Linked DNA regions of Homo sapiens: region 2 is linked to region 1. Evidence: chromatin contacts called from ENCODE Hi-C or POLR2A ChIA-PET data. All regions are on one chromosome and are shown on one strand. The core of a region is the stretch at or near the end of the contact, and the rest is flanking DNA. Distances in the headings are between cores, read along the strand shown.

Region 1 (6,205 bases), core at 2,211-4,710:
AAAGATTATAGGTCAGTTATTTTATAGAACGTGCCTCAGTATGGTTTTGTCTCATGTTTATTCATGATGAGATTTAGGTTGCACGTTTTTGGCAGGAGTATCCCAAAAGGATTGAGGTGTTCTTTTTGCATCCTCTCAAGTGGAACTCGTTTTTGATTTGTCCCATATTAGTGGTATCTCATATCCTGATCCTTTGGTTAAAGTTCTGTCTTCTGCTAGTTCTCTCCATTATTAAAAAGGTTTTCTTTTTACTTTTGAAATTGAGAAATAAATTTTGTATTTATAATTGTTAAGTATTTTGATTTGAAGGAAGTTCCACAAGACTCTATGAACATATTATACTTCATCAAACTTTTCCCCTTTAGTTTTAGCATCTGTTGATGTTTCTTAGCTGAATTCACTATTACTGTGATGGTTGCCAAATAATGATTGTCTAGCTGGTCTTAATCTTTTTTTATATTACAAGCTTAGGTCATTGAAAGCAGACTCTAGTAAGTGGTATAAATCAGTTTCTACAGTGTTTATATTGTCTTAGCAGAAAAGGGTCACTAGCTAAAATTATTTTTAAATAAAAAAGACAATATGTGACTTAATGTTTTCTCAAAATTAGAATCCAAATGAAATATAAATGGATTTTTTTCTGTGGCTGGTGTTAAAAATTAGGATGGTATTTGTGTAGTGTTAGCAGTCTAATAGTAGATGGCCAGAATTTTATATAAAGTAAGGCATATTTATTTTATTTTATATAAGCTATATGTAGAAAATCTGAATTCCTTTCAAGTGTAATAGGGTTTCCAGCTTTCTTTTTGGCAGTAAAAACTACCAAGTGACAGGTAACTAACCAAAGCTAAATTCATGTTGACTCTACAACTGAATTCATGGCAAAGCTGGAGTACAATGGCGCGATGTTGGCACACTGCAACCTCTGCTTCCCAGGTTCAAGCGATTCTCCTGCACTAGCCTCCTGAGTAGCTGGGATTACAGGCGCCTGCCACCATGCCCGGCTAATTTTTTGTATTTTTAGTAGAGACAGGGTTTCACCATGTTGGCCAGGCTGGTCTCAAACTCCTGACCTCAGGTGATCCACCCGCCTCAGCCTCCCAAAGTGCTGGGATTACAGGCATGAGCCACCATGCCTGGCCAGCTGAGTACATTTTTATACATTAAAGTACAAAACTACATTCTGCATACCATAACAAGGGTATCATCTATTCCATAGAGATCACATTTGTGGTACATCATTTTCATTATATTAACTGTTTCGATGGATTGAAATTTTGTTCTACTTTCTCATTACTATTGTCTGTTGTGGTTTCTTGCTCTTAATTTCTAGCCAAACAGTTATGGTAAATTAGTTTAAATATACTAGCCTTTTACAATTGAGTACTTTTTTACTTTTTCTTATTTAAGTTCATCTAATGGTTGTTCAAGTATCTTAGTCTTAAAAAACATTTACAGTATTACCTTGATTGCCAAGAACTGATTATAATTTAAGTCTCCTACCAGTACTTTACGATGAGTTTTAGTGTTAGGGTGTTTAGTGTTAAAAATAGGTTAAGATATCCTTGAAGAATCTGTTCAGAAGGTATTATGTTGCATTTATATAACATGGGATTTTGAAGCCAGAAGAGTTGTAGTTAAGCACTAATTCCATAGTTTCTGGCTCTGTGACCTTTAGGAAGTCATTTAACATTTTTGAGCCTTAATATTCTCATCCATGAATACAAATAATAATGAAACTTGACCTAGTCTCATACAGTTGTTGTGAGGATTGTATTTACTCATTCTACAAATATTTATTGGTTCTACTGTGTGATAGGCACTTTTCTTAGCTGTGGTTCAAATAATCAAAATGGAAGTGAAATTACCCGGAAATTATGATGTGCTATTCATATATGGCTCTAGGAAGTGTAGGTGTGGAACTTGTTATTTACTTGGTAGAATGGATTAGTGAACCCCCAAAATATATTCCACAAAGACTAGTTTTTCTTATATTTATGATTCGTTTGGTGGAAAAGGTATGTCATAGTGAAAGAAGTTTTAGAAATACTGAATTAAAGATGAGCATTTTTCTTCACTTTAAGATTCAACAGGTTATTTTTGACTACCAAAAACAAACAAAAGGTGATAGGTCCCTTTAATCTCACTTTTATGAGTCTCAAACATTTCCCTGGCAGTCAGACAACCTGTAATCTAATTGTAAGTGCTATGTGTGAAATACCTTGTGGAGATTCCTTTTCTCTGAGACTTAAGCTTTATTACTTGTAAAATGGCAAGATTGAACAGGATTTTTAAGCTACAAAGTTTAGTGAATATGTGAAAATTAAGCAGGATTTGGTTCCATATAATGACTCTGCGGTTATTTCCTTTCAGTGGGCCATAGATTCTGCATCTCTGTATGGTACATCTAGGAGTAAGCTGTTTCTCTTTTGGCTTGTTTCTCTCCCATGGCAGATAGGGTTTCATTACTTAGGAGGGAATAACTTCGACAGTATTGGCATGGCTCAGATTCTTACCCTGAAGCACTCATCTTGGTTTTGTAATTTCCTGGGCCAGGGCCTCACAGGACCTCCCCTGTAGCGCAGGGTTGAGGGTGATGTGTTGCAGAGTAAGATTTTCTGTGATTGTCAGCTTTACCAGAATCAGATGGTTTCCTAAGGAAATGGAGGTGCTAGACCAGGGGTGCCTTCCTATATTAGAAGGAGGAGAATTATCTAGGACCACGCATAAAATACACTAACACTAATGATAGCTGATGAGCTAAAAAAAAAAAATGTCATAATGTTTTAAGAAAATTTTCTAATTTGTGTTGGGCCACATTCAAAGCTGTCCTGGGCTACATGTGGCCTGCAGGCCATGGGTTGGACAAGCTTGTGCTAGACAGTCAAAACCCATAGATTTTTATTATAGGAAATGATATTTTAAATTTAGTTTCTGAAGCTTATTCATCAATGTAATCAATCTACTTATCAAAAAGTAAACCAAGATTGGGGAACTTTTATTCTGTTGAAGGTCACTGAGGGAAAAATAAAATTCAAATTCACCTAAGTACGTCAGCTTAATATGTTAAGGATGAGACGTGTAAAGAATTCCATTAATCTGCTTTTAAGATTCACCTGAAATCTAAAACATTCAGTAAATAATAAAATTATACCTCAGTTCCTTATGATTCATCACAAACCTTTCCCCAGTTTATGTATTTGAAAAGACTTACCAGACTCCACAGAGCATACTCAAACAAGACCATGATTTAAAGGCGAAGGATATGATACAGGAGGAGAAAGAGAATGCAGGCAGGTATTCTGAAACATCCCTCCCCTATGTGAGCTCCCAGTGAGCACTTACACACGAGGATTGTGCTGAGTCCACCTCGAGTCACCAAGATCTGGCTTCTGAAGAGCTCCAGAGAAACTCTCAGGAAGGCCCTTGTAATGATCAAGCCAGTCTTGCTAATAAATCAACTAGGCCGTTTGCCAACCTGCAGCAAAACTATACACTGGTGGTTACCAGGGAAGTTTTGGGCCTTAAACAACACATCATAAATCCCACTGTCCTTTTCTTGGCCAAAAGTAAAAAAACAGATGTTCAGGGGTCCAAGTCCAGCCGTAAATCAACTTTGTACACTCATTTAGGAGGGAACAACCCTCCTCCCCATTGCAGACTAGTATTATTAGCAATGTGGCTCTTCAGTTTGTCTTTTTATTTTCTAGAACATCACTGTCCAATAGAAAGGTAACGTGAGCTGCGTGTGTGATTCTAAATTTGCTAGTAACCATGTTAAAAACAGTAAAAAGAAACAGGTAAAACTAATTTTAATAACATATTCTTTAATCCCAAATATGCAAACTATTAGTTCATGATGTAATCAACGTATAAAATTGAGATATTTTATTCTTTTTTTGTACTAAATCTTTGAAATCTAGTGTGTATTTAGCACATCTTAACTTGGACTAGATACATTTTACGTGTCCCGCTGTCCGTGCATTTTGAGTGCACGGTAGACTTACGGCTACCCTATTGGATAGCCACGCTAGACTGAGAACATAACTGCAGTGTAACAAGCATAACACTTAAAATATGTTCCTCATCCTAACTGGCAAAATTAAAACTTTAGAAAGCAACTGTTTTTGTCAGTAATCTTTATTCATTTTAAATGAATCTTTATTCATTGAATAAACATTGAGCACCTCCTACCTACCAGAGATTAAATACTGAAAATATACTGTCCTGAAGAGCTCATCATCAAGTGAATAAAAATGATCTATAAACTGATAAATATAATACATTGTGATAAGTGCTGATAAAGGCATGTATAACATGATATGGAAACAAATAAGTGGTGACTGGTTTTGGGTAAAAGGTGTTGGACTATTTCACAAATTCAGGGTATATGAACTTGGTCTTAAAGGATGATACTGGTGGTATAAGGTAGCAAAGAGCAGGGCAAAGTTATCTTAGAAGGCACAAAGGCACAAAGACATAAACAAAAGTGGGGTGTTCTTGGAAAACTGCTAATAGTTTAATATGACCAGAGTTTAAAACGCCTTTGGGCAAGTAGCAGGAAGTGAAAACAGAACCATGTACAGAGGCAAGATTATATATCAAAGTATGATAAAAAGTTTGAACTTCATAATGGAGACCTAGTAATTGAGTTTTTAGTGAGAAGCATTAAGTTTACATCTTAAAAATATCACTTTAATGATAGTACATCAGGTGGGCTGGAGGCAGAAGAGGGTGGCTAATTAGGAAGCTTTGCATTAATAAATAATGGAGATTTTATTAGAGGAAATGGGAAGAAATGGACATGTATGAATGAAATTCTGGAATTAGAATCAATAGGACTTAAACCAATTATTTGAGGCTTGGTGGTTTGAGGGGTGGGGAAATAGGCCATAGTAAGAAGGAGAAATCAGATGTGGCATGGAAGTTTATGTGAGTTATTAAGTGAGGTTTTATAATTAATCAGATCTTTTAACTGACTGGTCAAGGTAGTTCACGGATAGTTAAAAGAACAAGCACGTATTTTTGTTCCTCTGGTGGCATAGCATTTAAGAAGTAAAATGACACCTAGTGGTGAAATCCCCTAAATGTCTTTCCATTTATATGTGCTTAAAATCATGGGTAGTACCTTATTATTTGATTTGATTTAGAAAATGCTTAGCCTAGAATTATAGATGAATAAATAAACCTATCTAGACCATAAGCAGTAATCAGAGACATTATTTAAAACATCTTGGTTGGAAAGATATCAGAATATGCAGACCAAGGATTTGTTGGGTTTTTTTCAAGCAAAATTAATACAGGATGATCACTCTAAACACTGCAACATTTTTCATTTACAGAGAAAATGAAACTACTCTATTAACATCCTCTCAGAGGGACAGAAGTAAAAGTTAACTTCTAAAGGAATAGAAATCAGACTGACTTAGACTTGTAAGTCTGAATGTTAGAACACAATAGAGCAATATCAAGGGACTATTGAGCAAGAAGAAAGTTAAGAATTTTGTACCTAGCCAGGTTTTTTGCAAGATATAGAAGCTCAGGCTTGGAAGCGTTTAGCAAATACCATCTAATGTCCTTTAGAATTTGTTCCAACCTCTGAAAGATTGATGTTGAATATTGAAGTAAGTTAAAGGAGTTATTTCTGAATAATTGTTTCACTTCATAAAACAAAATCATGTTTGAACCTAAATGTAAAATTTGTGTCTATAATTCTAAATTCTGTCAGCCTGACTCTCCCACTAGAACTCTGCATGGTAGAAAGAGGATAAAAGCCAGCTGACCTTCTTCAGAGCAAACATTTAAATTTTTTACTGAAAGGTCATATACATCTCTATATAGATTGGAATAGAGGTTGAAGTTCTTAATTTATTCCTTGTATAACACAAGGGACTACTTTTCAGATTTAAGCCTCCTTTTTTCGATACCTTTTATTTTCCTTGCAATTCTCTCTCCCACCTCAACAATCCTTTCCTTTCTTCTGGCAGTTCTTTCCAGTTCCTTGGTCACTTCTGTCACTTCTTGGTTCCTGTAAATTGGGCTGCTAGAGATTCAAGATTCCCTGTACAACCATTTCTTCATAAGGAGGGGAAAGGGATTATTCTCTAGGATCTTAAATTAAGACAGGATTCAATGTTCCATTACCAGTCAGTGTACAAGTATATATTTATAAAAATTTAATATGGGTGATATTTCATACTAGTGA
Region 2 (6,358 bases), core at 3,809-6,308, 39 kb after region 1:
ATTCTACAATGGACAAGGCAGTGCACACAACAAAGAATTACCAGCTCAAAACATCAGTAGTGCCAAGGATGAGAACCTCTGATCCAAACAGTATATACCCATTGAGGTTAAGCAGCTACATTTCTCAGAAAGGTATCAAGTTTTTCTTTCTCTCCTCTCCCTCTCTCATACCTGTACTAGAATATACACACTTATAACTGTAGTTCTAGCACATGTTTTAACTAGAATGAGACTTGGGAATACAGAATTCTACACTTTTCCCCTTTATTACTTCTTCAATACTACTTTATACTTAAAATTGTAAATGTTCCGTTAATGCCCTTGTTTCTGATTTCAATGTTTTTTTCCCAAGCCCTTTGTTACATTTAATTTTTATGACATACGTAGTACAATTTGTCTTTGGGGCATTTTTTGTAACGTATTTCTATATTTCTGAAATAGTGTTTTCAACTACTGAAGTGACATTTTAACAAAATAACAATTCCATATAAACATACATTATCTTCAACAGAATTAGAATGATTTATTTAATTTGTACTTCATAATTTCTGATGCCTCCAAGTTTTTTAGGCTTGTGGCCAGAGATCCAGCAGTATAAAACATTAAATTCTTTTCCTACCTGAAGAAAAAACACCATCAATGCACTGCTTTCTCATGACAAGATAGGTCAGAGGAAATAGTACTGACAGGAGAAGCAGTACTGTTTGGACCAGAGTGACAAGACCTCTTACCTTGGCTTTCTAGGTTAAAGTTAAAGGCCAGCCTGATAGGTGAGTCTTTGTCCTCTGTTCTTAGAAAGGCCTTTTTTTTCCAGTTTTTTTACTGACTGAAAGAGCAAGGATAATAGTTAAGGCAGCAACCAGCAGCAGCTGTTAAAACCAGCAAACCAAAATGCAGAGTACAACAGTACCCAAATCCATTTTAAAGGTAATACTGACTTCGTTCTGCAATTATGAGTTTTCTTTATTGTTCATGGACCTGAGATTATGGTATGGCCATCTTTCTTGTTTGGGAGGACTTTTCATACTTGTGATGGAATGTTATGGCACACTATTAATCTTTTGTAATTATTTAATGGAATGTCACTTAATATAAGAATTCCTTTTAAGCTGCTGGTTAGTCCCAGTAGACAGAGAGTCTCATTAGCCAATCCATTAATGATACATGTGAGGAGAGTCCTTTTTGTTGTTGGCATTAATTGTTATCTTTTGTGTATGGATACACTTTGCCAATCCTGGGATATACACGCAATAACATCTTAACAGTTTTTTCTGAATCCTAAAATAACTAATGACTGTGATTTGATGGTTTTTTTTCCTTTTGAATATCACTGTGGAACTCTAGGTATTTTTTATAGGCAATTTGTTTTAACTTACTGAATTTAATCAACTTAACGTGATTTTGTCACAGTTTTCTAGAGGGAGCTTCTTTTAAGTTGGTGTTTGTGTCTTCTTAACACCACCTCAGAACTTTGTGACCATCCTTAATTTCTGTCAAGATGTTCTAGACTTGCTTTGAATACTACTTGCCCTCACAGGGTAACAGACCAAAATATGATCTTTAGAAATGTTTGTAACATTATTTTTAATAAGCAGTATATTGTTATAGTAGACCACCTGGTGACAAGAGCTAAAAAAAATGGGGGGGTTGTTTTTTAAAAAACAGTCATTAAAACTCTTTTATTTTTCATTGAGTTTTTACATTACTATATAATGTAAATAAATAATTTTAAATCTCTTACCCAAACCACTCTTCTCCTATAATTTGATTAGCCTGGAATTATTCCATTTAATATTATTTATCTGTTAACAAAAGTAAGTCCAAAATTGTAGTATTAAAATTACCACTGATAGTAAAACACTAGATGAATAGTAAAATATAACATGACAGCTGTCCTTTAGACCTTTGAGCATATGACAAGTGATTCATAAGGCAATTACATTGTTTTGAGTTACTTTAATAATTTTTCTTCTGTTTTGGTTTTTTGTAGACTAACCTCATGTATAATAAAACTTTATAACAACTAACCTCATGTATAATAAAACTTTATAAATTCATTTTATCTTGAGACTTAATATTTTAAGGGACAGTTCTTTTTGGAAGTAGCGTTTGGTGTCAGATAGAGGTAAACTGCCCTGTCAGTATGTTTTATAAAATGGATGGAACTTTGAAGCAGTTCAGACTTTAAAGACACACATAGGAGATTCAGCCAGAGTCCTGTCACCTGTAATTGCTTACTAGAATCTACGAAGGAGCCCAGTAATTATACTTCTCTTTACCTATCTGGATTCTTTTTTTTTTTTTTTTTTTTTTTTTTTTAAAGAGACAGGGTCTCGCTCTGTTGCCCATGCTGGAGTACAGTGGTGTGATCACAGCTCACTGCAGCCACGACCTCCTGGGCTCAATCAGTCCTCCCAACTCAGCCTCCCATGTAGCTGGGACTACAAGCGCACACCACCTTGCCCAGCTAATTTTGTAGTTTTTTATAGAGATGGGTTTTCGGCATGTTACCCAGGGTGGTCTCAAACTTGGAGGCAATCTGCCTGCCTCGGCCTCCCAAAGTGCTGGGATTACAGATGTTAGCCACTGTGTCTGGCCCCCATCTGTATTCTTAACACATTAAGAAATAAAATAATTTCAGATGGTGACTAAAAATATCACCTTAATTATTGTTAAAGGTAAAGATGCCAACTAGCACAAGAGCCAGGTAGGTTTCCTGGTACTGACTGACCTGTATACAGAGATAGCCTTATCCTCCCAGTCGTGGCAGTATTAAGAACACTGCCTTTGCAGCAGCAGAAAAGAAAATGCATCCCCTGGGCAGACTTGCTCCCAAATGAACACAGGTTGAGGGGAAAATGAGAGGGCTACATTAATTATTTCCATATTTACCGGCTACATAGGGACTCTACCATTCCTGGGATAGAGTTAGAAAGAGGGTAGAGAGAAGCCCAGGAGTTCCACTGACACTCAAGAAAATACAACAGATGTGGAGAAGCAGTCCTGCTAATTTGAGTGTGTGTGTGTGTGTGTGTGTGTGTGTGTGTGTGTGTGTGTACACATGCTTGATTTTTGTTTTTGGCAGCCATGGGGGGTGGTTTGGCTGGTCACATAAATGCAAATTCTTACTAACTTTAATAGATAATGTTATATATTGTTACATCAAGTTATACATTTAAATTACAACATTACTTAAAATTTTAAGTATTGATTTTTAAAACTAGAAATATAAACAAATCATAGTAAAAAATATCATAAAGTAATGGCTCTATTGATACAGTTATGGTTATTTTGATCCTTTTTCTGGATTTTAGAGAAAACCCAAGAACAAGAATGCATGGGAAGATTGTAAACATAGGGATTGCATGATAACTATTTCCTTTTCTTCAGCCATTATCTTAAAATTAATTTGTTAGTAATAATAATTCTCTAGTATTACCTTACTAAAGGACCAATTTTTGGAGACAGAGTCATGAGAGAGATAACTAGTCTTTTAGTAGAATATTGTACAAGCTAGTGAAAGACATAAAGTACAAGTTTTGGACATTTTTGTCTAAAATCTATATATTAGTGATTTTTTTAAAAATCACAAACAACTTATACCTCATTTTTTTCTTTTAATAGTCTTCAAATAAATGCAGGTATTTATTAACTTGACATTGTTTTGGTCCACAGTCCTAGAGGCCAGTTTCTTAAAGTAAGAAGTATAACAAAAATTGATGTTAAAATATAATATTGAGGCTTTTTTCATATAAAATGCCTTTGTTTACAATTGGTTTATTTGAAGAAACATTTTAAAAGCAGCTGTTTAAGACCAAGGAAGGGGATTGATTGAGACCAGGAGTTCAAGACCAGTCTGGATAACATAGTAAGATACCATCTCTACAATAAAGTTTTTTAAAAAATTAGCCAGGTGTGGCGACATCACCTGTAGGCTGAAGTGGGAGGATTGCCTGAGCCCAGGAGTTCAAGGTCACAGTGAGCTATGATCATAGCTGCACTCCAGCCAGGGTGACAGAGTGAGTTTCTGTCTCTTAAAAAAAGAGGTAAAAAAGAAAAGGCAGCCGTTTGACTTGTTTCTTTTAGCAATGAAATTTTATGTTTTTGAATTATTTTTATTGTCCCTTTGCAAGGTACTTGCTCAAACAATCATTTTGAAACTGTGAGGCTCTACGCATCACTTTAACATTTAAAATACGTTTGTACAAATTATGGAACTCTTTATAAAACTTTTTCCTTAAAAAGTAAACAAATCAACTTGAATATATTAAAAACATTAAAATTATACCATAACCATTTAGAATAAAGCATAACACCCTCTTCCCATTTCATATTTTTAAAATGTAACTTACCTGCTTTCATTTCTTGGCTTAGGTTTCTCATCCTTTACCATTTTGCATCATGTTTGGCTGCCTTTTTATTTTTACTTAAGAACGTTTTTTTGTTTCCTTATACTAACTAAAATAAGAATTCCATGAGTTCTGTGTGTCCTGGTCACTTAAATCTTAAATGTGCCCATATATGTACTTCTAAAATTATCCCTGGAATGCCTGGTTCTGCTCTTGAGAATTTGTCGTGCACATTTAATATGCCAGAGGGAGGGAGGACACTTCCTTGACCCTAACCTTCTATACCTAATTCATAGAAGTAGAAGATAGACCACTCAGACCCTTCAGTCTACTCCTGTGTCAAGGCTGACTCTGGGAAGAAATGAAATGCCTCAGTTGTTACTCTGTCGCTTGAGATGGAGAGCTGTAGCTGATTAGTGGGTATTTCCCTAAGAATAATTCAGAAATTTTGCATCAGCCAGTGTAGAGTTCTGAATGCATTGCCTTGCAAACCTTGACCAGCCAGAAGTGAACTGTAGTTCAATTCGTATAAGCAGTGCCCTCAGTGATTCACATTTACCCTGAAGTCTGAACAACTTTCGCTGTTTCCTAGCATGTATGTCATCAAAACACGAGGTGCCATGGTCTTCCACATTAGAAATACCAACTGAATAATTCAGAAGGGTTCTTACCTCTGAGTTTGGTGGCAGGAAATTCAACATCGAGTAGTCTTCCTGCTGTTCTCTCACACACTGTCATTTCAAGGCAGAAGCCTTAAGAATTGCGGAAGTAACCAGGCTTTGCATATGTTTTGCTACAGCAATTACTAGGCAAAGAGTTGTGCAATCAAAAATGTTTTTAACTTAAAGTCATAGTAGAGTTTTTTACAATAAAAGCAGTCACACACTAAAATTGTTCACATTTTTTAAAAAAATGTGCCTTTCAAGTACACTTGAAGTTTTCTGGTACAAGTATAGCAGGTATTGTTTCAGAAGGTCTCACACTCTTTTAAACCCCTCTTTATCTCTTCCTTTCTAAAATCCTAATGACAAGTTTAGTTCAGCATGGATTTAACTATTCATGAGGTTTGGGAATAGGTAGTCATACCTGCTGACTAGTTTCACTTGTAGTTCTCTACCATCATCTCAAACTTAACCCCATGGTCTCCTAAAACTACCTCTTTATCCCTCCCTCCCTCCCTTCCTTCTGTCTGATTGTACATTCACTGTTTCTTCTTTTCTTCCTCTACCCTACCTCTACTCAACCTCCAATTCATTCAGTAAATATTGAGTACCTCTTTTGTGCCAGTGTTAAAAGTATTAATAGCTGCAAGGTTTCTGCCTTCCTGAAATGTAAAGCCTTGTCTGTTCTTACTCCATTAATGTGTTTCAATCTCCCTTTTTCTTGTTTCACATCAGAATCACAGGAACTTCCCAATTGGTGACCCTGTTCTACTTCGTCTTACCTATGTTCACCAAATTAATCTTCCCCAGATATTTCTTATCAACCTTCATTGGCCTTTAATTCTTCTTTTTTTTTTTTGGAGACGGAGATCTCACTCTGTCGCCCAGGCTGGAGTGCAGTGGTGCCATCTCAGCCCACTGCAACCGCTGCCTCCCAGGTTCAGGCGATTCTCCTGCCTCAGCCTCCCGAGTAGCTGGGATTGCAGGTGCTCACCACCACACCCGGGTAATTTTTGTATGTTTAGTAGAGACGGGGTTTCGCCATGTTGGCCAGGCTGGTCTCGAACTCTTGACCTTAAGTGATCTGCCCACCTCGGCCTCCCAAAGTGCTCTGATTATAGGTGTGAGCCACTGCACCCAGCCTGTCTTAATTCTTTAATAATGAAAATATATTACCTTTGTCTAATTTGACCATCTGCAAAGTACTTTTCATAGGCAGTCACAAGTTCCTCACATTGTGACTAGGTAGTAATACTCCCACTTTCTAGGTGAAAAGACAGCTGGTGAGTAACAGAATCAGTACTCAAAGTCCACCTTGCTGAGAGTTCTTTCTACCAACATCAAACC

Evidence for each region. Hi-C counts contacts between places; a loop is a spot of excess contacts on that map. ChIA-PET counts read pairs that join two places held with the same protein, here RNA polymerase II (POLR2A). Pooled maps may share reads with other maps.
Region 2: a loop to region 1 is called in a pooled map, with 5 times the contacts of the local background. The contact joins two enhancer-like sites. A Hi-C loop is called at or near these places in 8 of 50 pooled maps. POLR2A ChIA-PET finds 5 or more read pairs at or near these places in 7 of 52 experiments (CD4-positive, alpha-beta T cell, Panc1, T-cell and 4 more).

The regions. Positions count from the first base shown.
Region 1 is chr6:147,280,216-147,286,420 of GRCh38, forward strand. The region is part of intron 8 of STXBP5 (syntaxin binding protein 5); the gene reads left to right. Among named protein-coding and RNA genes, the nearest start is that of STXBP5-AS1, 79 kb to the left of the region's middle. Within about 2 kb of position 3,461, at least 2 of the 41 ENCODE cell types and tissues checked have a DNase peak (open chromatin) inside an H3K27ac peak, as active enhancers do.
Region 2 is chr6:147,317,538-147,323,895 of GRCh38, forward strand. The region is part of intron 16 of STXBP5 (syntaxin binding protein 5); the gene reads left to right. Among named protein-coding and RNA genes, the nearest start is that of STXBP5-AS1, 120 kb to the left of the region's middle. Within about 2 kb of position 5,059, at least 7 of the 41 ENCODE cell types and tissues checked have a DNase peak (open chromatin) inside an H3K27ac peak, as active enhancers do.